Linked DNA regions of Homo sapiens: all the other regions are linked to region 1. Evidence: read pairs that join two places in POLR2A ChIA-PET (ENCODE). Cell type or tissue: GM12878. All regions are shown on one strand. Links, peaks and the distances in the headings refer to the core of each region. The heading gives the core; the rest is flanking DNA.

Evidence for each region. Peaks named below come from ENCODE experiments on the same cell type or tissue, not always from the same donor. Only the 100,000 strongest peaks of a DNase experiment are listed, where the experiment ranks them.
Region 2: POLR2A ChIA-PET joins it to region 1 with 5 read pairs; 2 of 35 experiments call an interaction of 5 or more read pairs at or near these places.
Region 3: POLR2A ChIA-PET joins it to region 1 with 7 read pairs; 1 of 35 experiments calls an interaction of 5 or more read pairs at or near these places.

Annotation. Positions count from the first base shown.
Region 1 is chr5:68,400,511-68,411,244 of GRCh38, reverse strand. No RefSeq gene overlaps it. Among named protein-coding and RNA genes, the nearest start is that of PIK3R1, 190 kb to the right of the region's middle. RefSeq lists enhancers at 1,669-1,963, 4,453-4,502. In GM12878, for the core only: no CTCF peak of the experiment used is centred there; DNase peaks (open chromatin) are centred at 4,204 and 4,764; H3K27ac peaks cover 403 bases.
Region 2 is chr5:68,485,620-68,496,353 of GRCh38, reverse strand. The region is part of intron 3 of LOC105379013 (a long non-coding RNA gene); the gene reads left to right. LOC105379012 (a long non-coding RNA gene) reads right to left here. Exons shown (of 4, transcript XR_948411.3): 2 at 4,669-4,772. Among named protein-coding and RNA genes, the nearest start is that of PIK3R1, 280 kb to the right of the region's middle. In GM12878, for the core only: no CTCF peak of the experiment used is centred there; no DNase peak of the experiment used is centred there.
Region 3 is chr5:68,705,535-68,716,268 of GRCh38, reverse strand. All of the region lies in intron 2 of LOC105379013 (a long non-coding RNA gene), which reads left to right. Among named protein-coding and RNA genes, the nearest start is that of LINC02198, 320 kb to the left of the region's middle. RefSeq lists an enhancer at 4,416-4,465. In GM12878, for the core only: no CTCF peak of the experiment used is centred there; DNase peaks (open chromatin) are centred at 4,618, 4,982 and 5,425; H3K4me3 peaks cover 920 bases; H3K27ac peaks cover 1,070 bases.

The DNA of each region.
Region 1 (10,734 bases), core at 1,906-6,905:
GACGCTGGAATATTATTCAGCGCTAAAAAGTAATGAGCTATCAAGCCATGAAAAGACATGGAGGAAACTTAAATGCATATTACTGAGTGAAATAAGCCAATCTGAAAATCCTGCATGCTATATAATTCCAGCACCATGACATTCTGGAAAAGGCAAAATTATGGAGACAGTATAAAGATCAGTGGTTGCCAGGGGTTGGGGGAAGGATGAATAGGCAGAGCACAGAGAATTTTTTGGCAATGAAGCTATTCTGTATCTACTTTGATACTATAATGGTGGATACATATCATTATATGTTTGTCTAAACCCATAGAATATACAATACCAAGAGTGAATCTTGATGTAAACTGTGAACTTTGGGGGATAATGACATGCCAATGTGGGTTCATCAGTTTTAACAAATATAGGCACAGATGTTGGCAGTGGGAGAAGCCATATATGTGTGGAGATATGGAGTATATGGTAAATATCTGTTCCTTTCACTCAATTTTCAGTGAACCAAAACTGCTCTGAAAATCTATTTTAAAAAAATAAATAAAGCTATAACTTATCAGTTTTTATTGAACACCTACTGTGGGCCAAGAACTAAAAATTATGTTGAGATTCAATAATAAACAAAAAATACAGTGAGCTGGCTTTTCTGATAGAGAAGTAAGAAATATGTTGGTTACAATGGGAATATGTGCAAGGGGACTGCCTCCTGATTCTGGAGATTAGGAGAGTTCCCAAGTGATATATAAACAGAGATCTGTGCAATAAAAAGGAGTTTGGCAATGTGTAGGGCTAGGGAGAAAGGAGGCAAGTATATTGGAGGAAAGAGTGCTCAAGGTAGAAGAGACATGAGCAGATTGCAAAAGGGGGTTAGAATGAGGATGGAGAACAAGGAGCTGAATGTGGCTCAGGTAGGCAGGAAGTAGATGAAATCACTATTAACGACTTAGTGCTGGAATTTCCAACCACTTGGGAATTCAACATCTTTTCATTGTTTAATTTTAATTACCTTTTCATCTTCTCTGTCACGTCTCTCAGAATTATATACTTAATTCTCAAAAGTGAGAGTAAATACATGAGAATGCTTAGACAAGCCTGTGACACAAATTGAAGAAGGTATAATGTATTTATGTGAGGTAATTGAAACGGAGAAAAGGAGAATGAGTGACGGACTCCATGTCACACAGGGGCTGAATGGAAGAGCTGGGATTCAAACGCAAGCAATCTGGCTTGAGTCTTTGCTTTCAGTCAGTTTCCATGCTGCTTCTGAAGTGTTCATGTCAGAAATACCACTGTAGCATATTAATATCTCAGCCCACATTCCCTAAAAAGCCAAGCCTGAGCCAAAAGCATGTATTAGTGGAATAGAAGTTCTATTAATATAATTTTTAATATCAATAGAATATTTTGATGGCTTACAAGATGTTTTTGGCTTACTTTCTTGCAAATGTATTAAGTCATCAATTTTATTCATTTCACTTAGAAGTAAAACCCCTACTGAGCTGCCCATAGCTCCCAGAAAACTGCTTGGTCTCAGAATGTTTTCAGAAAAACTGTACAAAGATACTTCATCTCTGAATACCTCATTCGACAGAAGGTAGGGAGAATTTCTCTGCTAATTCCTGGCCCCACTGGTAAACGTTGTTCCAAAGGATATTTAACTTGCCTGTACTTTTTAGGTTGCGGTTACATGGATGCCAAGTGGGTCCAAGGCATCTCATGTCTCAGAAGCAACAGAAAATTCCTAGAACATGAGGCAAGAGGCTTGAAGCGTGGACTGAAGTATGGTGCTGTTGGGGTGTGTCCTTGAGTCATTTGCAGGCCTGGGGGAGCAGTCAATGAAGCAGCCTGCAGTCAAGGCTGAGGCAGCAATGACTGGGCTCCATGAGCACAAGCTTTTGCTCCACTCAAGGCCAAAATCAAGGAAAGTGAATAGACCTAGAGTGATGCATGAACTGGACCTGAGGACACTTCCAAACTTCTGATGACATTAAATGGAAGGGTATCAAATAGCATATCATACACCTATTATTGAAGCATAGAATAGGCCAGATCTGAACTTATTCTACAATTTGTCTTCATTCTATTGGTAATGGAGAAGGGCTCAATAAGGGCATTGTCCTTTCTGACACAACCAACCACACAATTGCAAATTGACTGGGAATGCAGGTGAATGGAAACTGGGACCCAGGCCTAAAACTCCTGATGAAGTCAGAATTTAGATGATAAATATTAGAGTTATCCCACAAAGGTACTTAATAATCCTAGGAGGTCATAAATAAAACAATTAATTTAAGCTATCTAAACACTCCCATAACCTTCATTTCTTATATGATCCTTAGATCCTGCCACATATTAAAATTACTTAGAATCCTAGAACATGAGGCCCTTGAAAGTTGTTTATCCTGTTTCTTCTTGATCAATTCGCATATTTCTGGGTAAAATTAGCAACTCAGTATAATTTGTTGACTTAAATGCAATTTTGTATTCAGGGCCAGCTATACAATTTGCAGGGCTTAATGCAAAATGCAAATGTAGGACTCATATTCAAAAAACAGGAAGTGTCATTATAGCCGAGCACAGTGGCTCATGACTATAATCCCAGCTACTCAGGAGGCTGCAGTCAGAGAATCACTTCAGCCCAGGAGTTCCAGGCTGCAGGGAGCCATTATTGTACCACTGCACTCCAGCCTGGGTGACAGAGTAAAACCCTATCTCAAAAAAAAAAAAAAAAAAAAAAAAGACCAGCTTATTGAAGGGGGCGGGGAGGAGAATCCTGCCAAAGTTCTAAAGTATAAAGCTTTTTCCTATAAAATATTTTACTTGCAAAACATAGGAGTAACTGATACATGAGTAACAACACAAACTTACAAATTGAAAAAAGTATTTTTGGTGCCTTAATTTTATATAATCAATAAATACAACAAATTAATCAGAATTAGAAGGTAATTTAATAAATTAATATTTTGACTGCTTACAAGATGTTTTTGGCTCACTTTCTTGCAAATTTATTAAGTCATCTAATATGGGCTGGCTCTGTGCCCCCACCCAAATCTCATCTTGAATTTTAATCTAAATTGTAAGCCCCACGTGTTGGGGGAGGGGCCTTGTGGGAGATAATTAGATCATGGGGGTGGACCCCCAGTGCTGTTCTTGTGAGAGTGAGTGAGTTCTCATGAGATCTGTTGGTTTTATAAGGGGCTTTTCCCCACTTTACTCGGCACTTCACTTTCCTGCCGTCATGTGAAGAAGGATGTATTTGCTTCCCCTTCCACCATTATTGTAAGTTTCCTGAGGCCTCCCCAGCCCTTCAGAACTGTGAGTCAATTAACCTCTTTCCTTTATAAATTATCCAGTCTTGGGAAGTTCTTCATATCCGTGTGAAAATGGACTAATACATTATCAAATTTATACTTTCAGTAACTTCATTTTAAAGTATATTGAAAATGATGTCATCTTGACAAATTCAAGATTAAAAAGAATTTTTGATAATTTTTAATTTTAAGAAGAATCTGGATACAACTAACTGGAGTTAAGAGTTCTTTATAGGCTATGATAACATAAGCATCACTTTCTGATAATTTCAAAATATAAATTGTTTAACACATCTGGAACTGATTTTCTAGAATATTTTTTCTAAAATGATTTAACTCTTCATATATATTAGTTCTGTGTAAGTTTAAATTTAATTATGTATGTAAATTTATACAATGGCCTTTAAACGTTTCCTCTGACATTTCCTGTAAACCTGTGGAGGTCGTATAAGAAACCACAAGTTACTTCATGATTTGTATATGAATGAAAACACATACTTATGCATTCTGTTGCCATATCTTCAATTACAAGGAAATTTTTAGTATTAAAATTGCTTTCTTCATTAATAATTGGTTCATCTAAAGTGTCATGTGAAAATAGTGGCTGGTTGGTTTGTTTGCTTGTTTGTTTTTCTCATTTAACACTATAATATTTCTGTTCTATTTCTTTGCTAAATCTCTATAGAGATTTGCTTTGTAATGTTGTGGTGGCAGTTTTTAAAACCAAAGATTCTAAATGCTTTGAAGAATTCCTGTAACTCCCTGATGTGCTTTATGTTCCTGTGTTCACTTTTGTTTTGTAAAAACTTACTCTCAGAGTTTACTGCTTTCACACTGGCAGTTCCTGTTTCAGCATTAAGAAGTGGAAGAGTTAATATTTGTGTAGGCAAGGCGTGGTCAGACAGACAAGCTAGCCTCCCGTCACGGGTCCCCATCCTGTCCCCAGGTGAAGCTTCTCCTTTCTCCCGGGGCTGTGACCCGTTGTGCAGATACTTTTGCTGCTGCTGTTGATGACATGAATCTGGGCCTAAGTCGAGCCCCAGCCAACCCCTTTGACCCCTCGGTGCCCTGGACTGCCTGGAGGCTACTCATGTGCTGGACAAACAGGCCAATTGCTGGAGCATGCAGCTTGCTGTGCTTGGCACAGCTGCTGCTGGATCGCAATTGTGAGTGCTCACTGCTGTCTGGTAGATCTTCTCTGCTCACATAAATACTCAGATAGAATTATTAAGAATCCTACAGTGGTGACAGAAGAGCATTAAACCAAGTGTGGGCCCTTGCAAGTGCAGAGCCTTGTGCAACTGCACTGATCGATGGAACAGGTATCACACCCATGAAGCTGGCCCTGGCTTTATCTTAATTTTAGAAAGACATCTGTCTGCTGTGAAAAATATGGGCCAGATCAATGGCATTCAAACGTTTTAGATTCCAACCACAGTAAAAAGTATATGAGTACATTTTACATTATGACTCAGAATACACACACACACACACACACACACACACCTGTATACCTCTGCAATGAAAGTTTCCTGAAACAATACTTGTAATTAACACATGAGCAGCCCTTTTATATTTTCTGTACATTTTTTAAGGCTACTAACAACCCACTCAACTGATTTCACAACCTATTAATCAGTTGCAACCCTGCAGTTTGGAAAACACTGGGCTAGATAGTGGTGCCAGTTGATAGCTTGATGATTATAATAGTCTGCATTTTGCATTTTAAAACTTTGAAATATTGTCCATTATCTAACTGAAAAATCTTGCTCAAAGGCAGTTGATTGTAAGAATAGTTGTAAAATAGGAGAGAAGTGTTTTGTGATGCAAGACAGGGCTCAATACTCAGTGCTGCCTGCTTGAATAGTTTCATCAATTATTTGGATAAAAACGTTTTATTCCCATTCGACATGTTAATTGAGCACAGCTTCTGTGCTGAGTCCCATTCTCTGGCTGGGGTTGTTCACAATCAGATGAGCCCAAACATGTGAATCAGTATGATGAGGTTAAATGCTGTGACAGAGGTCAGCACCAGGGCCATGGGAGTACACAAGAAGAAGGTGTGCACTCTTCACAATGCAGACCAGTCAGGCACTGTTTTGGGAACTTTTAGGGAAAGCTCCCAAAATACAAATTATGAATACAATCAAAATGAGGGGGATGGAAACAATGTACATATTCTTTTGCTCATCCCCAGTATATACAGACCGTATTGCATATACAATAAAATGATGTTCTAAAACAAAAATGAAAATAGCTTGACTTAACAAGTGATGTCAGAGGTTCAAAAAAGATTTGATCCAAAAAGAATCTCTTTTTTTTCTCTTGATTTCTCTTGATTTTTTCAATGGGGTTTACATAGCTTTTTGTTTTCTTGTTTGTGATGGCTAATTTTATGTGTCAACTTAACTGGGCCACAGAGTGCCCAGATATTTGATCAAACATTTTTCTGGGTATTTCAGGGTGGGTGTTTTTGAATGAGGTTAATGTTTAAGTCCATAGACTAACTAAAGCAGATTGCCTTCCTTAATATGAGTAGGCTATATCCAATCAGTTGGAGGTCTAAATAGAACAAAAAGTCTGACCTTCCCCTGAGTAAGAGAGAATTCTTCTTCCTGACTGCCTTCAAATTGGGACATCACCTTTTTCCTGCCTTCAGTCTTGAACTGAAGCATCAGCCCTTCCTGGGTCATAAGCCTTCTGGCCTTTGGATTGGAATGATATCATTCGCTCTCCTGAGACTTTAACTTGCTGACTCACCCAGCAGATCTTGACACTTGTCAGCTTCTATACCCACACAAGCCAATTCATTATACTCTCTCTCTTTTTCTCTAAGAATATATAAATACATATCATTTGGTTCTATTTTTTCTGGAAAGCCTTGACTAACACATTGCTATAAAAATGTTTTAAAGTTATTTTAATGTTCTTTTAATTATAAAAAGCAAAGTAACTTTATTAAAAATGAAGCCAGGTGCAGTGGCTCACACCTGTAATCCTAGCACTTTGGGAGGCCAAGGCAGGGAGATCACTTTAGCCCAGGAGTTTAAGACCAGCCTGGGCAACATAGTAAGATCATGCCTCTACAAAAAAGTAAAATAAAAAATAAATTAGCTGGGTGTGGTGGCACCTGCCTGTGGTCCTAGCTACTCAGGAAGCTGAGGTGGGAGGATCACTTGAGCCTGGTGGTCAAGACTGCAGTGAGCTGTGATTGTATCACTGCACTCCAGCCTGAGTGTCTAAAAAAAAAAAATTGAGTGGAAGGTAGTGAAAAGCCAAAAATAAAAAAATGAAGGTGGGGAGGTAGGGATAAAGAAGGAAGAAAATAACAAGCTCCATAATCCTCCCAACTTTAACCCCTTTTAAGAACCTTAATGTATATCCTTCTAGATCTTTGTGTATATTAATATGTTTATACATACTTAGTATTGTGAATATGGAATTATAATTTATATTTTTCTATAAGCAGTTTTAGTTTTTTCACTTAATAATACACAGTCAGCTTTTTGTGCACATGGGTTCCACATCCACAGATTTAAGCAACAAAAGGATTGAAAATGTAGCTAGGCCTACAATTGTTGTGTCTATATTGAACATGTATAGACTTTTTTTCTTGTCATTCCCTAAACAATACTGGGTAACAACTATTTACATAGAGTTTACATTATGTTAGGTATTATAAGCAATCTACAGATGGTTGAAAGAATAGGGGTGGATGTGTACAAATTATATGCAAATACTGCACTATTTTATATTAGAGACTTGAACATGCAAGGATTTTGGTATTCCTGGTGGGTCCTAGAACTAATCCCCTGTGGATATGGAGGGACCACTCTATTTTCACCCTGTTTCCACGTTAGTAAATCTTCATCTTCTACATCTTTTGTGGCTAACTAATATTCCATAATTTGTTGTCTAATTCTATGTTAATATTTAGATTATTTCCAATATTTAAAAAAATAATCCAAATATCCTTAGAGCTATTCTTTGCACATATCCATTGCATTTTCTCAAGATAAATTCCTGAAGCAGAATTTATTGGACATAAGACATATACATTTTTAATGTTTTTTGTACTTTTTGGGGGGAGCATGAATTGCCTTCCAGAAAGAGTGCCCCAATTTAGGCTTCTGCCCACATAGTATGAATGCCTAACATGCTTTCTAAATATGTAACATCTACAAAAAATACAAACTAGAGAAGTAATATATTAGATGACTATAAAAACTTCCCATAATCTCAACAGTTTTCATCCTAAAACTACTAAGATGAACATTATCAGAAATAACTAAAAGGTCTTTCATTTAAGTCTGTAAAAATAACTTTTGCATATGCAAGTTGCAAAAAACCTGTGGTGTCTGGTTATCTATGGCTGCATGACAAATCACCTCAAAATTTAGAGGCTTAAAACAACATTTATTTTGCTCACGAATATGCAATTTGGGCAGGGCTTGGTGGGGACAGCTCATTTCTGCTCCACTCGGTATCAACTGGGCGGCTTAAAAACTGGGGGCTGGAATCATCTGCAGGCTCATACATCACATGTCTGGAGGTTGATGCTGGTTGTTGGAGGGACTTTAGTGGGGCTTGTCAATCAGAACACCTACATGTGGACTCTCCGTGTGGTTGCCTGGTGTGCTCACGACATGATGGCTGGGTTCCAAGGGCAAGTGTCCCAGGCTGGAACTCATCTTTATAACTTAGCCTTAAAAATTATATAGTGCCATTTTCTTCATAGTCACAGGCCTGCTTAGATTCAAAGGAAGGGAATATAAGCCCCCCACTTCTCAATGGGGGAGTGTCAACATCACATCTTAAGAAGAGCAGGTGGAATGTAATATATTGGTGCAGTCATCTTTGGAAAATACAATCTGCCACATGTCCTGTGAAGAACGTGTTTTAGCTTCAGGAACAATGTGAATGTACATTTCCTGTACGCCAGCTAGAATCTTAAGTTGCTCTGGAATGTATGTTCCTAAATATATGAAGCACATATTTCCCCCTAAAATTAGCCCTCAAAAAGGAGAGTGGCCTTATAGTTGAGTCTGCATATGATAGATGACTTTACTATTGTTTGTGTAAGATATAAACCTGAAACAAATTCAATATTTGCTTGTTTGGGAATGCTTAGAGAGGTCATCTGATGTGATCAGTCAAAAAGAAGTAAAGAAAGTTTAAGAAGTTATTTATTTATTTATTTATTGAGACGGAGTCTCACTCGGTCACCCAGGCTGGAGTGCGGTGGCACAATCTCGGCTCACTGCAACCTCTGCCTCCTGGGTTCAAGTGATTCTCCTGCCTCAGCCTCCTGAGTAGCTGGGATTACAGATGTCTGCCACCATGCCCGGCTAATTTTTTTGTATTTTTAGTACAGACGGGGTTTCACCATGTTCATCAGGCTGGTCTCGAACTCCTGACCTCATGATCCACCTGCCTCAGCTTCCCAAAGTGCTGGCATTACAGGTGTGAGCCACCGTGCCTGGCCAAGTTGAAGAAGTTTTGGTCGTTATTCTTGGAATATGACTTCACAGCAATAACTGTTCTAGGCCACTGAAAATATTTTAAAGATCACTTTGAAAAGTCAAATAGTAAGTAGTAGACACACCCATAGAATAAATGTGTGAAGATACTCCCCTAATGTTAACAGAAACAGGTATCTATGGCTTGCAATAACATTTCTAGTTTCAGCGTCATACATTTATCTCAAACAAGTTGGACAGAATTGAACACGACACCCTCCAGAAACAGTGTGAGATGATTCAAATTGGTTTACATAATGACAAAGTCAGGGATATCAAAAGTGGATTTAAAAGGTTTGAATAAAATTACTTTATAAGATGTAAAGAAAAAAGCAAGTTTTCTAAAATGATTATTTTGTGAAATGTAATTAAGGTAGAGATGTCTTATGAATAAATTAATATTAGTAAACAGCTGACGATCACCTATGTATCTGATATGGTTTGTGACATGGTTTGGCGTTGTGTCCCCACCCAAATCTCATCTCAAATTGTAACCCCCATGTGTCCAGGCAGGGACCTGGTGGGAGGTGGTTGGATCATGGGGGCAGTTTCCCCCATGCTGTTCTTGTGATGGGGAGTGAGTTCTCACAAGATCTGATGTTTTAAAAGAGTTTGGCCATTTTCCCCTCAGGCTCTCTCTCTCCCCTGTCACCATGTGAAGAAGGTCCTTGCTTCCCCTTCACCTTCTGCCTTGATTGTAAGTTTCCTGAGGCCTTCCCGGCTATGTGGAACTGTGATTCAATTAAACCTCTTTCCTTTGTAAATTATCCAGTCTCAGACATATCTTTATAGTAGTGTGAGAATGGACTAATACAGTTTGGATGTTTTTTCCTCTCCAAATCTCAGGTAGAGACGTGATTTCAATGTTGGAGGTGGGCCTCATGGGAGGTGTTTGGGTCATGGGGGCAGATCCCTCATCAATGGCTCAATGCTGTCCTCACAATAATGAATGAGTTCTCACTGTGAGTTCATGTGAGATCTGGTTGTTTTAAACAGCCTGGCACCTCCCCCTCTCTCTCTCTTGCTCCTGCTCTCACCATGTGACATGCTGGCTCTCCGTCACCTTCTGCCATGATTATAGGCATCCTGAGGCCTTACCAGAAGCTGATGTTGGCACCATGCTTCCCATAAAGCCTGCAGAATTGTGAGCCAATTAAATATATTTTCTTTATAAATTACCCAGCCTCAGGTATTTCTTTGTAGCAATGCAGGAAAGCCTAATACATACCATCTAACAGATATGCTAACCAGAGCTGACACTGTCTAACAAATAATACTGACCAAACACTGAATGTGGAAGAGACGCTGAAGTCTGAAATGTTTTATAAACCATCTGAGATTTTTCCTTTTAAATCCATGTGTGGAAACTCTCAATTTATATTTAGTATTCAGTTCATGATAATTCCTTGGTCCATAATTAATTTTTCCTGCAAATTCAAGCTTTTAAAAAACTCTTTTTATTACCTGGATATTGGGTAGGATTGTGGGGGTGTGAACTTGGATAAACAAGAAATGTTTCTCTGAATGGCAGAATATATGGGTTTCTGTTACAGACTGATAGACTCTAAAGGCATAGCAATTTAGTGTGCATGTTAAGAAGTACTGTTTCATAGAACATATTTGAGATATTCCCTCTAATTAGCAAAAAAAAAGTACCTGGTCAAAGAAAGGTCAGTCCCATTTAAGGTTATTGTTGGGGAGAGGTGTTTGATGTGGTCACTGATGATTTGCCGATGGTGTAACCATTGGGGTGTCTCCTAAAGTATCGATACACATACATGTGTATATATATGTGTGTGTATATAATATACATAATATATATAATATACACATGTGTCAGTCTGTTTTGTGCTGCTATAAATGTAATTTATAAAGAAAAGAGCTTTCATTAGCTCACAGTTCTACAGGCT
Region 2 (10,734 bases), core at 2,957-7,956, 84 kb before region 1:
ACGCACCTGTTTCAAGAATCAGCTCCTATACGAAATTTTCTAATCACTCCCTGCCTTCATTCCCTAAGCAATTTCATATTTAGTTTGGCCCAGATACTGGTGTAGTAAATGCCTTGTAGTTAGATTTTGATCAATTTATGCAGCGGCATCTTCCGACCCAGTTAATTTATGTAGTCTTTAAGGGAAGAACTATGTCTTCTACAACTTCTGTCTTCCTTAAACTACCCTCCATGGTGCTGGGAGTGCAGATATACAAAAAAATGCTGGCTGAGTTAGTGGCAAAACTGCTGTGGATTTTGAACCTGTGAGAGGGTGTGCAAGGGGCAAAGAAGAAAAATAAGTCAAGTCTTATGGCAGTCTTGTTGTTCTAATCACATTTTATTTACATCATACTTATTGAGCATCTCCTAAGTGGTAATCTTGTTTAGTTTGCCACAGATGCCAGACAGTCCTTGCTGTCATGTTGCTTATATTCTAGTGAGAGGGACATTGATTTCTCACATAAATAAATGTACAACCAAGTCATTTCAGATACTATAAGGGTCTGGAAGGAAACATAAGTTAATGTGGAAGAGAGTGACCGGGAGGAAAGGGGACTTCAGGGAAGTTGGAGAAGGCCTTGCTGAGGGAGGGAATGTGTGAGACTGAAATCAGAGGAGTCAGCCATGAGAATTCTGCAGAACATTCCAGGCAGAAGCCCTGGAAGTAGGCATAAGATCTCAGTCTGTGTGTCAGGTAGGGCAAACATACTTGACAAGGAGGCCAGTGAGGGGTCCAGAGACAAAAGGGTGTGTTGGATTCTGTAGGCCTTGTAAGTCACAGTAAGAAGTGTGTATTTCATTATGAGCATGAGATTTTGAAAACTGCATGTACCCAATTGCAAATCATAGTCAATTGTCGGTGCAAATGCAAAGGCATATAGGCTGCCCTAATTATTTCATACAGTTGGATGGGGGCCTTAAGACAATTCTGATAGTGACTTCTAGGGTAGGGAAAGGTGCAGTGTATTGGGTTCTATTTGTTCTAACAAAACATGTCCCTTGATGCAGCATCCAAATGCCTGAGGGACAGATGTTTTTTCTAACTATGCTGAAAGAGGGGAAAGGCAAGCCCCAATTTAATGTTTCTCATTTTATGCTGGTAGTAACTTGGCACTAGTAAAATTATGGCTTATTGTACTGTTTAATAATATCAGTTGACTATAACTCAGCTTTCTTTTCATACATCAATATGAAACTCATAAGTAGCAGAAACAATTTTGATAGCTACATGGTGTATTAGTTTTCTATTGCTGCATAACAAACTCCCACTAGTGTAGCAGCTTAAAATAATACACACTTATTACCTCACAGCTTCTGTGAGTCACAAATCCCTGTACCACTTAGCTGAGTCCCCAGCTCAGGGTCTCACAAGGTTGCAGTCAGTGTCTCAAGGCTTAACTAGGGAAGAATCTGCTTCTGAGATCACTCAATTTGTTGGCGAACTTCATCTCCTTGCAGTTGTAGGACTGAAGGCTCCAGTTACTTGCCAACTCTCAGCCAAAGGCCACCCTCAGACCTAGAAGCTGCCCTCAGCCCCATAAGCAGGTCTCAAACATTTTTCTTTTATACATTTACTTTGCTCTCCATGGGTATCTTCTGGAGGTAGAGAGGGAGGTGCATCTTTTAAAACACTAGTTGAAAACTGGCTTTTAAACTCACAAATAACTGCACCATTGTTAGTTTTGACAACAGTCCCAAGACTGCTTCCTATCTTTTTCAGGTAAGATCATGCCATTCTCTAGCAAATAGTCAAAATAAATCTACTGAATTTTCCAACCTACCTTTCTAGGAGACAAGCCTGCCCCTGGAATATTTGCAGAGTGGATGTCCTATATACACACACACAAAGTGCTCTGTCATCTTTCAGAAGAAATCCAATATTATAAAAATTACCAAAAAAGAAAAAATGAATCACAAAAAAAACCTGGGCATTTAACTAGTCCATGAGTATGGCATGAAGTCAATATCTCTCGTAAACCAAAAAGCATCTGAGACAAGTCTCAATCAATTTAGAAGTTTATTTTCCCAAGGTTAAGGACAAGCCCAAGGACAGCCTCAGGAGGTCCTGACAACATGTGCCCAAGGTGGTTGGACTACAGCTTGGTTTTACACACTTTAGGGAGACATAAGACATCAATCAATACATGTAAGAAATGCATTAGTTTGATCTGGAAAGGTGGGACAACTCAAAGGGTGGGGTGGGGGACTTCTGGGTCACAGGTGGATTCAAAGGTTTTCTGATTGGCAATTGGTTAAAATAATTTATCTAAAGACCTGGAATCAATATAATGGAGTGTCTGGGTTAAGATAAGGGGTTGTGGAGACCAAAGTTCTTATTATGCAGATGAAGCCTCCAGGTGGCTGTTTCAGAGAGAATAGATTACAAATGTTTTTTTTTTAATCAGTCTTACAGAGTCTATTCTGTTAGTTCTAAGGTCTCTGTTTTAATGTTAATGCTGGTCAGATGTGTCTGAATTCCAAGGGGAGAAAGCTGTAATGAGGCATGTCCTACCACCCATTCCCATCATGGCCCAAATTCGTGTTTCGGGTTTACTTTAGAATGCCCTTGGCTGACAGAAGGGGTCTATTCAGTTGGCTGGGGGGCTTAGAATTTTGTTTTTGATTTACACCTTTTAGCAAAGGTTTGTCTTTAATTGTCACTCTTTGCCTACCCAGTATTTGAGTGGTTCCTGTTGATTCTGGAGACTTCAGTCCTCAAGATATTAGATCCAAAGTGTGATATTGTTAGGTCAAAAGCAGTGAAGTAGTGGCAGCCAAGATTCTCCATGACTGCCATAGTCCACTCCTTCCCAGTTCCCCACTCCATTACCTCTACTCATTCCTCGATATGGACAGTAGATGTTTTCTCCATCTTATGTAAAGAGTTATGTAAACTGGGCTCCAGGACAAGACACATCGACACTCTTCAATTACATTGCTGCTCCCAAACCTCTTCCATTTAGAATACCTGGGGCTGCTTCCATTTTAGGTTGATATCAACTAACAGACATTTGGAAACATATCTTTTTCCTCACCTCTGAGAATTCCAAGGGACAAAATATCATTTAAAACCCTATCTAAAGGAAAGATGTGGGCTAGCTTCTTCCCAGGCTCAGACAACCAGTTTGGTTTGTTCTTTAGGGGGTGGCTGCTGCCAACCTCTCAGGGTTTCCTGGGTCAGAGAAACAGAATTTGGAACCTGTAAGTGTTGACTAAGACAAATACCACATATTTGATCAGCTAAGTATTAATAAATCAGCTAAGTAATAATAAATAATAAATCTAATTGTAATAAAATTAATAAATAAATTTGTGGCTTAAATTCCCTTTGAAATATACACACACACACAGGTTAAGGAGAGAAAGCATTTGGCAGAATACATCTGAGGAGTTGCCAGCCATATAATTCTTGAAAATAGCCAGATAAAGTTTGCCAAACCTAAAAGTAGTTAGATTTGCTCATCTATACATTAAAGAAACATTAAGGCCTTTACCTATCGACCTGCACCTACTAAAGAAAAGGGAATTTCAGAGTTGAAACTAACATTTCTTTCAAAAAAAATCACCTTCCCCTGACTAATTATCACTGAGATCTCAATGGGTAATATTGCATATCTAATGCATGATATCCAATAACACACCAGTGTGGAGTTTGCAAATACATAAAGGTTGTTTTAAAGAGGGCAAGGACAAGTTAGCCTCATTAGGTCAAGCAAATATAAGAACAAGTAATGGCCTCTGGTCAAAGTAGGCAAGAGGTAGATAAAATATTTAAAAAGATGGTATTATGTAATAAGCAAGGCCATAACAGTGTCAGAATATAAAATGGCATGCCAGAGGTAGAAAGTATGATATAGATACAGTCTTGAAGTTCTCAGAAGAAAAGAGGTATTCAAATGATGGTGATGATGATGGTGGTGGTGGTGGTTTATGTATTTATTATTATTGTTATAACTACTATTTATTACATTCCTAGCATGAGTTTAAAACTGGGCTAGGTTTGGTGCTAAGCCCTTTGCATATAGCATTTTTAAGCCTTCTCAGAGCCCTTCAGCATAAGTATTCAGTTTATGTGATGACTTCTGTAAAATTACTGAACAGAACCTAAAAGACCTATTGTCCATCTGAATCTTAGGCCCCTATGAAAAGGCACCTATGAATAGTAGAATGTCTGATACTTAGAAGTCCTCACAGATTTCCAACCATTCGAACATAGTGCCATGCTTAATCTGACCCAAAGTGATTAAATGAAGCTCATCATAGAACCCAGTAGTAACTATGAGGGATGGGTGGCCCAGTCTATATTCAAATTTGCTAAGAAGATGCAAATAGCATTTCTTCAAGTTAATGGACCAAGTGGGGTTCTTGGATTGACCCAACCAACCAATTCTACACTTATAATATGCAAGATAACATTTATCAAGAGCTTACTATATGCCAGATACCGTTCTATAATAGTACTCTTTATATACAGTAACTCATTTAATCTTCACTACAACCCCAATATATAGTTTTTAGTCAAGAGTGACTAATACTTTGAAATAGTATTAGAGTAGGCTGACTTCTATAACAAATGTCCCCCAAATCTTAATGCCTTCCCACAAGAAAAGATTTATTTCTTGCTTACATCACAGTAAATCTGATGATTGGAAGACAAATGTTCACGCCATGTTTCAGGGAGGCAGCAACAGCTTCAGAGTCCTAAATCTTCCTCTCCTGGATCTTCTACAACTGGCCAGCAGACAATGAGAAGAGAGAAAAGGCATGGAAAATCTTGTGGAAAGTTTTAGGGGTCAAATTAGTACTGATGTAGCTAGCCATGTCTGCCCACATCCCAGTGGGCAGAGCTAGTCACATGGTCCCACATAGATGCAGAGAAAGAATGGGAAACATGATTTTCCATTGTTCCAGGAAAGAAAAGAACCAGGAGAGTAGGCACAAACAATGTTTCTGCCACAGATAGGTACTACTATTATCCATGCCTTATAATGGAGGAAATTAAGGGACCACTACACAAGATCACACAGTTTGATATCCAGTATCACCCAATCAAGAAGCAGGATAGGGATTCAAACAGCAAGCAATCTTATCCTTAGCCTATGCTTATACCATGACTACTGCTCCTCAACTATAATTCAGGGTCAAAAACATTATTCGCCAGTCATCACTATTTGGTTTGATAGTTTCATCCCAAATCTAGCCCCAAACTGTCATTTTTGTGATTGCTTAAGTATGTCACTTACAGAGTCCCAATCACAGAGCATAGGAAAGCCTGTTATTCAAACAAAACAAGATTCTAAACTTTGCAGAAACATTGCACATTAGCCTTCCACTCCCACCTTCTGTATTCATTCCTAATTTCAGGCCCACCCTCCTACTTACTAACTACCACTACCGCCCCCCAAAAAGAAAAGAAGAAGAAAGAGAAAGTCCTGATAAAGCTTTTCCAGTATTTAAGAAGGTCAAGGGGAGTTTAGTGAGTTAATATCTGCCTGCACCTAGATTTAAACAGACATTTGGCTCCTTTCTTATAATGGATGGCTGAGAATATCAAATCATGAGCTGTGACTGAGTCTAACCCAGCTTTCAGCCTTGTGCTCAATAGCAGGATGCCCCATTACTTTCCTTACCCACAACTGCTATGTCTCATGTGTCCAAAGACATTTGAAACCACATCACTGAGACTCCCCTGTGTTGCTTTTCCCTGAAGTCTTACAGACAACTCAGACTGGCCTGGTCAGACCCTTGGAAAGCTTCAAAAGCCCGGCTGTCAGATGTGTACATGTCAACACACCACCTGTTCCGGCAGGAAACCCACTTTGTTTTCTATTTCTTCCTCCCTTGGGAAATATGCCTGTATCTGGCATCCATCCCCACTGATCCTGCATCACACACCTAGACAAAAAAGTAATTTCATTTCTCAAGCCATTTCTCCCACTTTTATGAAAATTTACTTGAGTTCTCTCTCAACAGGCATGTTGAACTCCTATGTCTTCCTCCTCTTTATGTATTCAAAACTATTCTTGCTCCATTTTTTTCATGCTTCCCCTAATTTGTTTCTGTTTGGAGTCTTAATTCCATCTCTTCTTACTACCTTTGATTATATAAAAGAACCCTTCTTAAGTAACCTAAGATGTTTTCATTTGTATCAGCTACTAATCTTAATTGTTTTTACTGCTATTCCGGAATCTATTGTCATTTCTCTTTAGACAAGTTTGACTATTTGCTTTTCTTCACTCCTAATAGCACATACTAAGGTATAAATAGTATGAGTGGGTAAACATGACAATATTAAAATATGGTCTTATGCTATTGATCTGTATTTTAAGAAACATTGCTTTCTGGATCTTTAAAAGATCAATGGATTTTCACTTTTTGCAAAGTTCTACCACCTCTGTTGTTTCAAACATAATTTCTCTGGAGTATGAAAAGAAATGGGTTTCAAGGAGGTTGCTTCACTAGAGTGTAGGCAGGTCAGATGGATTTTCTTCTTCCTACAGAATCATCCTGTGATATTGAAAAAGTGAAGCTGGAGGAAAAAGTGTATTTAAGGAAAGATATTATGGGACCGGAAGCTTAGAGAATTTAACTTTACTTCTGTGACTCAGATGCCTCCCATTTTAAGCAAGTCATCTGAACACTGTGTACTTTGGTCTTGCCTCTTTATAAAAAGGAAACCAATAAAAATATAGCACCCAAAATATAGGCCCCTTACAAATTTCCAATAATGGCTCATTAAAATTCTCTTCAAAGTGGTGTAGGTGAAAAATTAATGAACTCACTAAGCAGGTTTTTTTCCTAGAAATTGATATTTTGTAAACATTCCATGCCTTCCTCCTTCTATCTCCTCCTGCCAAACTTTCAGCTGGTTCTTCTTTGTGGAACACTCTTCCAGTGAGCAGTACTTTGATTTGTGTTTCATGGGGCATGAAAATTGTAGTGAAAAGCATGGGAAAACAGGGTATAATGAGATTTGTGGTACACAGTCTTGAACATGACATGGATTTTCTTGTCCATGCCCCTCTGTCTTTTCTACAACACTGTGACACATGTCAGTACTCTTACAAGTTGTCTTGACTCTTTCAAGGTCAAGTTGAACACGTGGGCTCAAATCCTGGCTCCATTTCTGATTAGTTATATGATTTTCAGCAAGATCTATAACCTCTCTAAGACTTGGTGTCCTCATAAGTGAAGAACTCATTGAGCACTGTGAGAATTAAATGAGAAAAAGCCTGAGAAGCACATAGTGCCTCGCGTATGGTTAGCACACAACAGTTTGCTGTCCATAAACTCAGTGGAGGATATTTTAAAAATATTAAATTAGTTTTTCTTATTCTTCCTTTCAAGAAATTCCCTGACAAATCCTATTTACCTGGGTTCCTTTTTAAAGTTGGTTGCCACAGGGAAAGAGATGGTGGGCACAATAATCTTGAAAGCCAAGCTTTTGAAAAATACAAGAATCTTCTACATAGTTAAACTTCCCTTTACTTGTTAAGAGTCAAGTGTGATATACCACATTAATAGAATAAGGATAAAAATCACATGATCACCTCAGTAGAAGCAGAAAAAGCATTTGACAAACTTCAACACCCTTTCATGACAAAAACACTCAACAAACTGGATATAGAAGGAATATACCCTAACATAATAAAGACCATGTATCATAAGCCCACAGCTAACATCATACTCAGTAGTGAAAAACTGAAAACAATTTCCTTTAAGATCAGGAACAAGGGAAAGATGCCCACTCTTGCCACTTATACTCAACATAATTCTGGAAGTCCTATCCAGAACAATCAAGTAAGAAAAAGAAATAAAAGAAATCTAAATTGGAAAGGCATAAGTAAAATCATCACATGACATAATCTTTTATGTAGAAAACGGTAAAGACTCCACAAAAGACCTTTAGAGCTAAAAAATGAATTCAGTAAAGGTAGAGAACACAAAATCAAAGTACAAAAATCAATTGTGTTTCTGTACACTAACAGTGAACTATTTAAAAAAGAAATGTAAAAATTCCATTTATAGTAGCACAAAAAAGAGTAAAATACTTAGGAATAAACTTAATCAAGGAGGTGAAAGACTTCTCCACTGAAAACTTTAAAACATTGATGAAAGAAAGACGCAAATAAATAAAAGACATTCCATGTTCAAGGATAATAAGAGTTAATATTGTTAAAATATCCATACTACCTAAACTAATCTGCACATTCAGTGCTATTCCCATCAATATCCCAGTGAGATTTTTTTACAGATATAGAAAAAATGATTCTAAAATTCATATGGAATCACAAAAGACCCACAATAGCCAAAGTGATTTAGAAAAAGAAGAACAAAGCTGTGGGCATCACATTTCCTGATTCAAAATATATTACAAAGGTACGGTAACTAAAACAGTATGGTACTACCATAAAGATAGATATATAGACCAATGGAACAGAATAGAGAGCCCAGAAAAAAACTCACACACATATAGTCCAACTAATCTTTGACATGGGTGTCAAGATTACACAATGGAGAAAGTACAGTCTCTTTAATCTAGACTTAAAGACTAAAATATAAGACCTGAAACTGTAAATATCCTAGAAGAAATATAGGAGAAAATTTTGACATGGGTCTTGGCAATAATTTCTTGGAGATGGTTTCAAAAATACCGGCCAAAAAAAGCAAAAGTAGACAAGTTGAACTATATAAAACTAAAAAGCATCTGCACAGCAGAGGAAACAATCAACAGAGTGAAAAGGCAGCCTATGGAATAACAGAAAATATTTGCAAGCCATAAATCTGATAAAGGACTAATATCCAAAATTAGATAAGAAATTCCCACAACTCAATAGCAAAAACACAACCACCCTATTTAAAAATGGCAAAGGACCTGAATAGATATTTCTCAAAGGAAGGCATAAAAATGGCCAATAGGAATATGAAAAGGTGCTCAATGTCACTAATCATCAGAGAAATGCAAATCAAAACCACAGTTTGATATCACCTCACATCTTTTAGATGGCTGGTATCAAAAAGTCAAAAGACAACAAGTGTTGGTGAGAAAGTAGAGAAAAGGGAACTCTTGTACACTATTAGTAGGAATGTAAATTAGTACAGCTATTATGGAAAACAGTGTGGAGATTTCTCAAAAATTTAAAATAGAAATACCATATGCTCCAGCAATTCCACTTGTGGGTATATATCCAAAGGCAATGAAATCAGTATGTTGAAATATATATGCATTCCCATGTTGATTGCAGCATTATCACAATAGCCAAGATATGGAATCAACCTGAAGTGGCCATCAACAGATGAATGAATAAAGAAAATGTGGTATATATACACAATGTAATACTATTCAGCCTTTAAAAAAGAAGGAAATCCTGTTATTTGCTACAATTGGATGGATCTGGAGGACATTATGCTAAGTGAAATAAGCCAAGCACAGAAAGACAAATAATTCATGATCTCACTTAAATGTGGAATCTTGAAAAGGTCAAACTCAGAAGCAGAGAGTAGAATGGTGGTTGCCAGGGACTGCGGGGTGGGAAAGGGAGAATATGGAGAGATGTTGGTCAAAGGATACAAAGTTTCAGTCAGACAGGATGAATAAGTTCTGGAGATCTATTTTACAGCTTGTTAACTATAGTTAACAATCATATGTTGTATACTTGAAAATTGCTAAGAGAATGGATCTTAAATGTTCTCACCACAAACAATGATAAGTAGTGAAGTGGTAGATATGTTAACTAGCTTGATTTAATAATTTCACAATGTTTACATATATAAAAACATCATGTTGTATACCATAAATATATTTAATTTTTATTTGTACTTGTCCTTCAATAGAGCTTTTGGGGGGTGGGGGAGAAGAGTGAAGCTTGGTAGATTTGAACTCCAGAGATTTATTTGTAGACTGTAGTAAAAAGGGGAAGGAGGATATGATGTAAGAAAAAATTTTACTTGACGGAAAGGAAAAGTAAAAAAGCCCTTCAGATTCCAGAGAGAGGAGCCCAGGAAGGAGAAGAAAGAGAAGCAAGATGTCAGAATTGAGGAACATGACTTCATTATCTGGATCAAAATCCCTGGGGGAATAAAGTTTCGAGAAACTCTGAGGGGAGGTTGACATATTCCAAATGTTTTAACGTAAATATTATAATATTGATTCCCTATAGGGGAGTTTCCTGTTTTCTTCCTGGCACGGAGCAACATGGTGCCACCCAGGAAGGAGTTTAGAAAGGAGGTAGTCTGTGTGGCCTGGACAGGCATTCAGTGTCCCCATGCTCCTCAATAAAGGAATCAAGAAGTGCCATAGGGCGCTGGACCAGAGAGGGACAGAGAACAGTCTGAGAGGGGAGATGAGGAGATCATTTCATGATGTCAGGTCTTCGTGACAGGAGAATATGACAGAAACTATAAACTTCTAGCTCAAATGCCAGGGCAAATAAGATGAGCTGCATCACACTGGAGACAAGTGAAGGCAACAGAGGCAAGAGCCAAAGAGGTCTGGAACAGTTCAAGGAAGAGCAGAAACAGAGTAACCCTGAGTGGCAATGTGAAAATATCAACTTTTCTTTGCTGTCTTTAGAAATGAAGAGCTCCCAAACAAGATGAAATGTGAAAGAGAAAATCTGTGTTTACTTTTGTACATCTGAATATAATATCTAAGTTGTTGACCTTTCTCAGAAATAATTGAGAACCGGCCTCA
Region 3 (10,734 bases), core at 2,381-7,380, 300 kb before region 1:
GTAAGCCCGTAATTGCCTTTTGCCCAAGCTGCTTACTTGCAATGAATGTGTCCCAAGTCTAAGTTTAGGCCTTTCCCTGGACTCACACACATCGGGAGGTATCTCATTTTCCATCACATAAGTACCCTCCCAAAAGGATTAAGGAAAACTGCCATGGAGAGAAAGAATTTTTCCCCATCCCCATTCATCCAATCAAGCCAAAATATTCTGGGTGAAATAATTTGTGGCAGTGCTTCAATCTTTCCTCCTAGAGGAAAAGCAGATTTTTAATATCTTTGCTAATGAGATCATGGAAGCTGTGGCTAATATGGAATCATTTCTGCTTGATGAAAGGGGTGGGTTAGCTGTGTAGTGATGGCTTTGATATGACTCACTTCTGGGGCCCTACTGTCCTCTTCCAATTATTAGAATCGTTCAGGAGGAATGCTTGGTACTAGGCTGTATAATGAGTCCACACCAAGATAATGTATTCACAAGCATTACTGGTGGTGGCTTGGGTAGTCCAGGTTTTTTCTTCTATCATACTTTGCACCTCTGATTTCATTTTCTTCCTATTTGTGCTTGTTTTGCTTATCCAAACTCATGGCCTCCTTCCCTAATCTAAATCAGTGTCTTATGCACATCTGTGTCTTCTGAGGAAGGGTAACTCAGATTTAGAGTTTTAGCGAGAGATCTATTTGGTGGGGTATAGTAGCTAACTGCCCTCCAACTCCACCCCAGCTGCTAGATGCCAATCCATTTCTAACCTACCTGAGGCTGTGATGCAGCTAAAGCCTCCCTAGGCAGAGGAGTAGGAGCTTCATACCAGTCTTGAGAGATCCCAAGCTACTGAAAATCTTAAGGGGAGCCACCTCAATCCCTGGAGCTTAGTTGGCTTCATATTGCCTCAAATTCCAGGGATATGAAAATATCCCTGCCTCCTTAAAGGATCAGTAAATCCATAAGCTCATCTCTATCAGTTAGCCATTCTCAAAGCCTGCTGTCATAGGCTGAATAATTTTATAGTTTTCTTAGTTCTTTGAGGTATAGAAAGCTCTAGAAGAGGTGCCCAGAGTCACTCTGGGACAAATATAAGGGCCTAAGGCAGACTTGAAGACAGGTGTCCTGAACCGAAAGGAAATGCCAGACTAAAGAAAGGTTCTGTTCATTGCGGCAGGCTTCCTGAGAATGCCTTTTTTCCTGCGGACGAGATCTACTGGTATCCATCCAATCATGTTCTCACAGTTAGTTCGTCTTTTGAGGACAATGCTTTCCTTTGAGACAGCCCTCTTTATCTCTGGCATCAGGGTTTCCATGACAGTTGCCAAGGGCCCTTGCGGCTCAGTGTTAAGTATTCAGTGTACTTATATGTTTCTTTGAGTTATTGTTAATTTTTACTGCTAGGTAAAGAAGTATAATGTGGCTAGTTATGTAGTTCTTAGAGTAAAGCTCTAGAAATAACTACTCTGCTTTTTTGCCTGTTTGTATAACTTCAATAAGCTACTTTTTGGTCAAGATGAAGAGGTCCTGCTAAGAAAGAAGACACATGACCAACAGGAGGAAGGAGGAAGGCACTCTGAGTTCTGCTGGTAGGTTGGCCCGACTCACTCCTCAATTGGGATCGCTCAGGTGCATTAATGAGCACCCCATACAGAATCCTGCTTTATTTGAAACTGCCTTCAGGGTCCCCAGTTAAGACCTGTTAAGATTTCGGACATGTCCTACTTTATCTAAATAAATAGAATTGCACAATTACTACAAAAGCACTCCTCCCCGGCACCATCAGCCATCCCTCAGACATTTTGCGTTTATGAATAAAAGGTTTGGGGAGTGGTTTTAGGGATTTCTTACACACCTTGTCGTGTGACTGAGGCTTATCACCAAGCCTTCAGGTGCTTCTCTTGATGGTCACTTGGTAGAGACTTCAAAACGGATAATGAAAGGTTAATGAGCACTTGCTCTGTGCAAGGCACAGTGCTCAGCATCGCAAGATAATAGAAAGAAGAAAGGCTCCTGCCTGCCTTCAACACATTTTGACTAGGAAGCCGGGACACAAAACAGATAAAATTGAACAATGAAATAAGTGTTTTGTAGGAATGCAATACCACAGTCCCAGAGATGCCACATAGCAGCTTGTGATTACTAATTGGCTTTGCTCAATATAATTAACCTTTTCTAGAAAAATAGATGCATCCATTGTTTTACGTAACCTTATTCATCATCTCCCAAAGACAGATGTAGATTTTATTTCTGATGGTGAATACCTCATGATTTGTTTTTCAGCTAAAACATAGAAACAAAGATACTGTTGTCAGTTTATTTATCCAAACTAACAGTTGGTGAAACTAGATTAGATATTTTTATGGCCTAGGAAAAGTTCTGCATCACTGAGTCACTGAGCCACATAGACTCCACCGCTATATCTCTTAAGAAGTCAAAGAAGAAACATGTGGTGGTTAAAAAAAAAAAAATTCTGCAGTCAGATGGGACTAGGCTCACATCTAAGACCTGTCTTGACCAACTGTGTGACCTTGGCCAATTTCCTTAATCTCTCTAATGTTGTTTACTCACTGGTAAAGCAGACACAATAATATTTCTCCCACAGAGATTTTGAAGATAAATGATTTAATGTACATAACACATGTAGCACAGCATGTGAAAGCAGGAGGTACCCATAAGTGGTAGCTTCTACACTGATGTAACATACACATCTGAATCACCTCTTATCAGGTCATTCTGAATCTTCATGTGGGATGACCAGGAATTGAGACATATGCTGAGGCCCAGGGTAAGTTATTCTGGGCACTATCTTGACGAGAGGTGATACAGTTTTAAGTGCCATGTGTATAATAATAGCAATTTAAGATGTTAATGACCTCAAATTTTTTCAAATCTAGAATTTATTTTTATTAATTGGCAATTGGTAATTCATAATTGGTAAATACATCTTTAATGCATTTTCTTTACAAATGAAATTAACGGTATCTTTTAAGGTGAAAACTATAATATGGTCGGTATTGCTGATAACAGTATTTGAATAAAAACTTGGTTTGATCATAGAAAAACTTGTGTGTATCATCACAGGGAGGTAATACAAAAGCATTTAGAAAAAGCAGTGATTTAACCTCCTGGTTGTCAGGGTCAAAGACATTTATATTGTGCTACATAGACAACCTTGTAAAAGAAAATTGTTAGGATAGTGCTATAGGATAAATTGTTGCTTCCCCAAATTTATATGCTGAAGTTTTAACCTCCAGTATCCCAGAATGTGACTGTATTTGGAGATGGGGTCTTTAAAGAGGGAAGTAAGATTAAATAAGGTCACGTGGGTGGGCTCTAATTCAATGTGACTGTTGTCCTCAAAATAAAAGGAAATTAAGACAGACACATATAGACGGAAGACCATGTGAAGACACAGGGAGAAGAAAACCATCTACAAGCCAAGGAAGGAGGCCTCAGAAATAAGCTACACTGCCGAACTTCTAAGCCTCCAGAAGTGAGAAAGTAAATTTTTGTTGTTTAAGCCGCCAAGTAGGTGGTACTTTATTAATGGCAGTCCTAGCAAACTAATGCAGACACCAAGGGAGTCCCAAGGAATTGGAAACTTCTAACTTGGGGCCAGGGTCATTCTATTTAGATCCGGCTACTCTTTTTCTCAAAGGAAAAAGAATGAAGAGGAAACTGGGTGTTTATTTTCTGAACCAGTTACTTTCATTTTTTGCTGAGCCACACCCAAAATGTGATATTAAATATAGAAGTCTGAGAAAAGAGTACAAACTGAATTTTAATAGAAGTCATTTACATATGTGAAAAATCAGCTTAACTAGCTGGGGGAAAGATAAAGTTGGCCATTAAAATAAAGTTGGAACTGATGGCATTCAAATTTTGAATTGTAAACAACCGTATCAAATGTGATTAATTTCTTGAGGTGACTAGCTAGGAAAATCTGAAATTAAACTTCAACACTTATTAACGGGGATTGGTTTGGTCAAGTTACTCTATCTCTTTTTACCTCTGTTTTCCTGTTTGTAAAAAGGGGATGCTTCATGTGGTTGTTGTAATGATTAAATGAGGTAATAATGGATTATTGTATAAAGGTACAATAAACATTAGCTGTTTTATTATTGATGGTAATGTGAAAACATTAAATTGTTTAGACAGTAGCTTGCTGATAAGGAAGAAATACATGGTTTTTCTTGCAGGCAAACTCTGTGGAAAAACTCACATTCACCTTGCAGTGGTTTATACAACGGGTAACAAATGCCGTGGTTGTGATGTGACCTTCTTTTGTAATTACTGTAATGGCTGATATGGTGGTTCTATATTCTCAAGCATCATAACGACAAATAAGCTTACAATGAAATATCCTCATTGCTTACAAGATTGTTAATTAAGGAGATGGTGATACTTGGGTCAGGGTGGGCTGTGTTTAATTGCAGTGTTCTTTATGTGTTCTTTTGAACTGTGAGTGGTTTTCTCTCCTAGGTACCTGTGTATTGTATGTTACAGGAAGTGGGGTATAGTTAGTGACTTATTTTTAGATCTTATTTAACTCTTAGCTCTGCCCTTGTCTGTTATTGCACTTCTAGACACCATAGCTTCCTTGGTTACCATTGCTTCACTAACTCTCTTTACATTTTGTGGTAAACCAATTGATCTTTGAGGCAGAAAAAAAAAACATGCAAAGCTAATGGCTGAGAAATAGATTTCTTTCAAAAACTTTAAAGAAGAGCAGTGACTCAGACCTCAGTGAGCACAACGTTACCCAGGAGCTCTTAAAATAGGAATGTTCTCTCCTCTTGAAGCTGTGGGGATTAGTGCTGTGGGCTTGGGAGTTCCTGAGATGAGGGCCTCTTGGACTTCCCCAGGGCACAGCGTGGGCCCCTGCACTTTCCTGGAGGAGGGTGGGGCTCCTCAGTCCCCATGGACACCCTTCCTGCCACCTGCCGTAGCTGAGCTCCCAGAAGGGAGAGTAGGACAGATTCTGGGGGAGGAGGAGGGAAGAAAGCAGGGTTCCCAAGCAACAAAGCACCATGAAGCCCATGACTGTGCCGTTCCATGTAAGCCCAGGGAAATTTACTTTAGTAGGGAAAAGCTTCCTCTCCTTAGCTCCAGGGTGGTACACAGTCACTCTTCATAAGCCCATCAAATTTTTTTCTGAGGCAGATCCTCCTGGAATGCTATTTTACTTTCTCCAGAAAATTGTTAGAAGTACTAATGGAGTCTAAAATCATAATTTTTTTTTCTTGCTTTCTCTTTCCAGATTGGAAGGCCTTATAAATAAGAGCTCCTTTGGTAGAAATGTTCATGGAGACTTTTGGGCTAATTCCAAACCAGGGTGAAAGTAAGACACATTCTTTCTGAGAGTGCTGACCAGTGGCATATTCATGTTTGAATGGAAATAAACTGAAACATGTTCACTTCATGGGGAAGAGAAACCTGGAAAGCAGGAATGCTAAAGGGGAACTGGGGTGATGGTGGACAGGTAAGGTGAAGCCAGACTGCAATGAGAGAAGGCAGCATGAAAGGCCAGACCTATTTTGGGACCATACCCTGAGTCACAGAGTAACAGAAAGCAGAGGTGACAGCTGGTCTCTCAGTTTCTCAGTGAGCAAGCATCTGGAATATCACTCTGATTTTGTAAAGCTTGAGTTAGGGGCATAGAATCTTAAGGAATTTGGAGAAGGACAAGGAGAGGGGGTAGTCGAAGGGGAGGGGGACTCAGGGAGTCAGATTAGAGGAAAGATTAAAGGATCTAAATATGGATGGCTAATGGGGCTGGCAAGAGTCTACTAGTTCCTGACACCCTACAAAAAAAGACTTATTTATAATAGGAGGTAGTATAATTAGAAGGTAAGAGATGGGAACTGAAAGACTGGATAGCATAAGAAAATGCTCTGGCCAATTGTGTTAGCTTACACAACAGGACTGCCACTTCTCAGGGGTATCTGGTGTGTGTGTGTGTGTGTGTGTGTGTACCCAATTACTTGAGATATTTGAAAAAAGATTTTCAGTAAAATGGCACTGTAAATTTCTCTGGGACAGAGACTGTCATAGCACAAAGTGACCTAATCTATAGGGCCCTAAGAATAGGGCCTATGTGAATATTTTATAATTTCATTTTATAAATTCATTACTTGATCAAAATAAATTATATGTGGTCACCTAACCTCTAAACTTGGCAGCAAGTGTCTGCATGCAGCCCGAATTTTGGTTTATAAAAAACAGAGACTTAGTAAATTAACCTCAAATACTCCTCTAAAATATAAACTTCTTTCAAAAGATTTTGATGTGATTCTTGCAGTCCATTCTGTGATGAGCAAAGGAACTCTACCAGAGCTTAGGGAAGTAGAGGCTTAGACCTCATGTACAGGAAGTATAGCCCTCCCATGGGGGGATGCATGGAGGCCCAGAGAGAAAGAAGGCACGACCATACTCTACTAAATAACTCGTTAATAACTTTGATAAGTGAATCCTGCAGGATACTATGGCATACATGACTCCTCTTATAGGTTATTTGGGATCTGGTTAAATGGTTAGAAATCCATGGAAAAAGGTACATTGTTCATATAGACATAGATTTTGATTCAGACTGAAACAAGCCTTCTTTTTATTAATTCCAGTTTTTTAAAAAAGTTTGCTGCTAGGTTTGGAGGACAGCTGGAAAAAGCCCTTGGACTTGGATCCATGCAAGCCTTCTCAGACATCAGGGGCCTATGAAGGGCCAGACATTTTTGCTGTCTATTTTTACTTATAAATTAGTCCTACCTCCCAGGTGCTGGAAAGCTAATCCAGGCTGACAGATTTCCTTGCTTGGCTGCCTTGGCTCTCAATGGCCTGTGTCACTGCTATTAATAGTCAACTCTATATTCTTAAAGAGCTATCCTGTCTGTTCTGCCAGTCCTGGGGCAAGCCGTGCTAAGATCAAGCTGGGGTTAGGCTGGAGGAAGACAGAGGCAATTAAGAAGTGGGGACGGGGAGGCACCAAAAGAAGAAAAGCCAAGAATTTCTTGAGGGAAATTAACCTTAAGCTGACTTTGAGACTTTCTTTGATACATTCTTTAACGATTGGTTTTCAAATCTCCATAATATAAGAATTAAAGAGCTCAGCAGGACCCATGGGTAGGCAGAAAGCAAGTCTGATTTACCAGATTAGCTGGCCTCTATGAGAAGAGGACTCAAGAGATAATCTAGTTGAGTGAACTTCTCTTCTGGCTCCCTTTTCCTTAAACAAATGTAAAAATAGTCCATTTAAAACAGAGTAATATGTATCTTTTTGCTAGTCTCTTCTTTTGGTTTTCAAAGATTGTTGCATAATTTGGAGCAATTCCAGTCAATCTTGGTGCCTTTGTGTATTGCTATTTATCCTACTGTGGCAGCTCTCAAGCAAAGACTGTACAGTGTGCCCAAACACTTCAGAAATAAAACGTTTGTTATTGGGATTCTGGGGAAATAGAATTTTTGCTTAATTCCTAGTTAAATATAAAACCCCTTTTGCTTTGACTCTTGATGTTGAAACCCTTTCTAAAATGTCTACATTAGCTTTTCGTCTCGGCACAGTACGTGATCATGATCTAATCTTGCTCTGATGATTCAGCGTCTTTTAGCCCCTCAGTTCTAACAGTGTTTTATTGTAGGGGTAAAGGGTACAGAAGGTTGTAATGGGTCTAGGCTTTGGCTGAGAAGTTTCCTTTATCTAATTGTGTCTGAATCCTGAGACAGACTGGAGTTCTTGGTTCGGTTCAAGATATCTGCAGACTCCAGCCCCAAATACTGCTACTTTTATAGCAGGTCCAGAATGAATCCTTTGCTTCCATATTATCTAATTGTAAGAGAGTTATAAAGTCCTGATGATGAAGATTGGTAGAAGAGCTGTGTTAACAAACCAGACAAAATCCTTACAGAACGATTCTCCTGGGGAATGACTGGGTACTGCCTCACTTTCAGGCCTGAGGCCATGTGCTCCTAAGCTTCTGCCTTGACATGCAAGAAACCTATATGGGCCCATGAAGCACATGGAGACTCCTAGTTCCTTCCCAATACAGCTGATGAAGTGTAAATGTATTCATTTATGTGGGGTAGAGGAGTCACGCTGCAGTCTGTCTTGGTGCTCTGTTTGAGTTCAAGGAAAAGTACCAGGTTGGAAGACATAAATAGCCCATCCAAAGACAATTTTAAAAAATCTCCTCTCTTCTCAACCTTTCCATCCTAGCTGCCAGAGTGATGGCAATGTGAATCACATGGGAAGGACGAGAAAATGGTAGTAGGTCAGGATTCCTATTTGTCTTGGCTTCTTTTGCTTGTTGTGACAACTAGGCGAGAACCCACTGCATTAAACTTCTGCACAACTTCTTTTAGCTACAGGATTTACCACATTTATGAAGTAAATGGACAAATTAGTTAGAGCTGGGTCAAGGACATGAAGATTCAGCAAAGGGAGCCCTGTGGTTCCTTGCTTGTTATGAATGATGTATAGAATGAGGTAATGCAACCAAAATTAAGTGAGAGCTGCAGAGTCACTTTCCACACAGCTGGGAGTGGAGCTTTTTGATGACTGCATGATTTTTAAAAATGTCCTGGAGCACCATAAGGCCTGAATCCTGCAATCACATTATCTTGCAGTCGTATGTCACAGATATATCTGGCCTTCAAGGAAAGAAGGCCTTTTCCAGGGGGAATGCTGCAGATATTTTGACATTGGGAGATTGGGAGCCTTTCCTGCAATATTTGCTCCCTCTTTATTGTCATCTTAGCCTTCTAGCCTAGAGAATCAGCACAATTACAATAGGAAACTTGGGGGATGGAGAAGGTGTGGTTAGAGAGGATAGGAAATGAAAAACTGAAATGGGGCAGTATGTCCAGAAGGAACTAATGAGCAAAAGCAGGATTTACAAAAAGAGCAAGCTCCCTGGTCTACTTAGAAACAGGACTTTTACCTGCCTTAAGCAGTCCTTTACTTGAGGCTGTTTTCTTGATGTTTACCATGGGCCCTCTTTTCTGGCTCATGGACTTCCCTTCTGAGAAGGAGATTCAGGGAGACATTGGTTAGATCCTAGTCCTGGCTGTGCAGCATCTTAACACTGAGGGAAAATCTGCCACAAAAGTGGTTTTCAGGAGTGATGTATTATCAGTGGCCAAGAAACATTGATTCTCTGATTCCCTCTATTTTCCTCCTCTCTTTTTTCTTTCTCTGTTGACTTTCCTCTTTAATATGCTAGTAGATGTCAACCTTGAAGCTGATAAAACATTTTGCTTTTAAAGTAGGCTGTGTGTCTGCTCTTTCTGGAAACTCTGCCTTGGCCAGTTAGTTCCTGTGTCCCCATTCAAATCTCATCTCAAATTGCAATCCCCATAATCCCCATATGTTAAGGGCAGGATCTTGTGGGAGGTGAGTGGATCATGGGGACAGTTTCCCCCATGCTGTTCTCATGATAGTGAGTTCTCACGAGGTCTGATGGTTTTATAAGCACTAACATTTTCCCTGCTTGCAATTCTCTCTCCTGCCGCCATGTGAAGAAGGTTCTTGCTTCCCCTTTGCCTTCCACCATGATTGTAAGTTTCCTGAAGCCTCCCCAGCCATGCTGAACTGTGTGTGAGTCAATTAAACCTCTTTCCTTTATAAATTATCGAGTTTCAGGTATTTATTTACAGCAGTGTGAAAATACACTAATACGGTTCCCTTTGGTGGAAAACATTCTGAGGATTACTAGAGGGAAAAAAAAACCCCACCCAACCTGCTATTTAGGGACTTATTTTGACTGCACCTGAGGATGGGGAAAGGGGTAAGAAAGAGGATAATTTATCCACTATGAGTAAAAATGGAAAAAGATTCCTATGATCCACTTATTTTCTATGTATTAGCGAGATACTGCTGGAAAGACAAGAAAAAAGATCTGCTATGGACCTGTGTCTGTTTGACATTTGATTTTATTGTGCCTACATTATTGGGAAGCTCTCAAGATGAGATATCTTTATAAAAAGAGCTATTTCCAAGGTGCTTGGAAGAAACAAACATAAAACTGATATGGTGGGATAAACCCTTAATTTGGGTCTCATAGGATTCTCACAGATAAATAGCTGCTGAACATGAGCTCATGATATTCCATTGCAAAATACATAAGAAATCTATCTTTACCAGATATTAAAAAGCAATTTAGAATTAGATAGTTGTCAATAATTTAAGATATTAGAGCCATTGTGTAGAAGCTATTACAATAATGTTTTAAATGATTAAAGATATATAACTGGGAATTTAAAATATGAGAAAAAACACCAAGCAATTATAAAAAAAAAAGAAGACAAATTTGAAAATAACTAAAACATCATAGAACTTCTAAAGTAGAATGTAATTGGATGAAATTGAGATGAGAGGTAGTAAACTGAAAAGTAGATCTAAAAGAATTATCCAGAAACTATCATTGAGAGATAAAAAATGGAGAATATGTAAGATGGGTAAAAATCATTGTAGGATAGAATTGAAAGGCTTATTTATGTTAATCATAAAGGAAAGAATCATGAAGGAAAGAGTAAAGAGAGTAGGTGAAAGGTAATACTTGAAGAGAAAATGATTAAAAATTTTCCAGAATTAGGGTAGACCTATGTCCTCATATTCAGAAAGTACAACAAATCCCAAGTAGATTAAATAAAAAAAAATACAATAGACTTTCTGAAAGGAAATTTCAGAACTCAAAAGACAGAGAGGAAATCTCAGAAACAATAAAAAAGGAACAGTATATTACTTATAAGCACTGACAA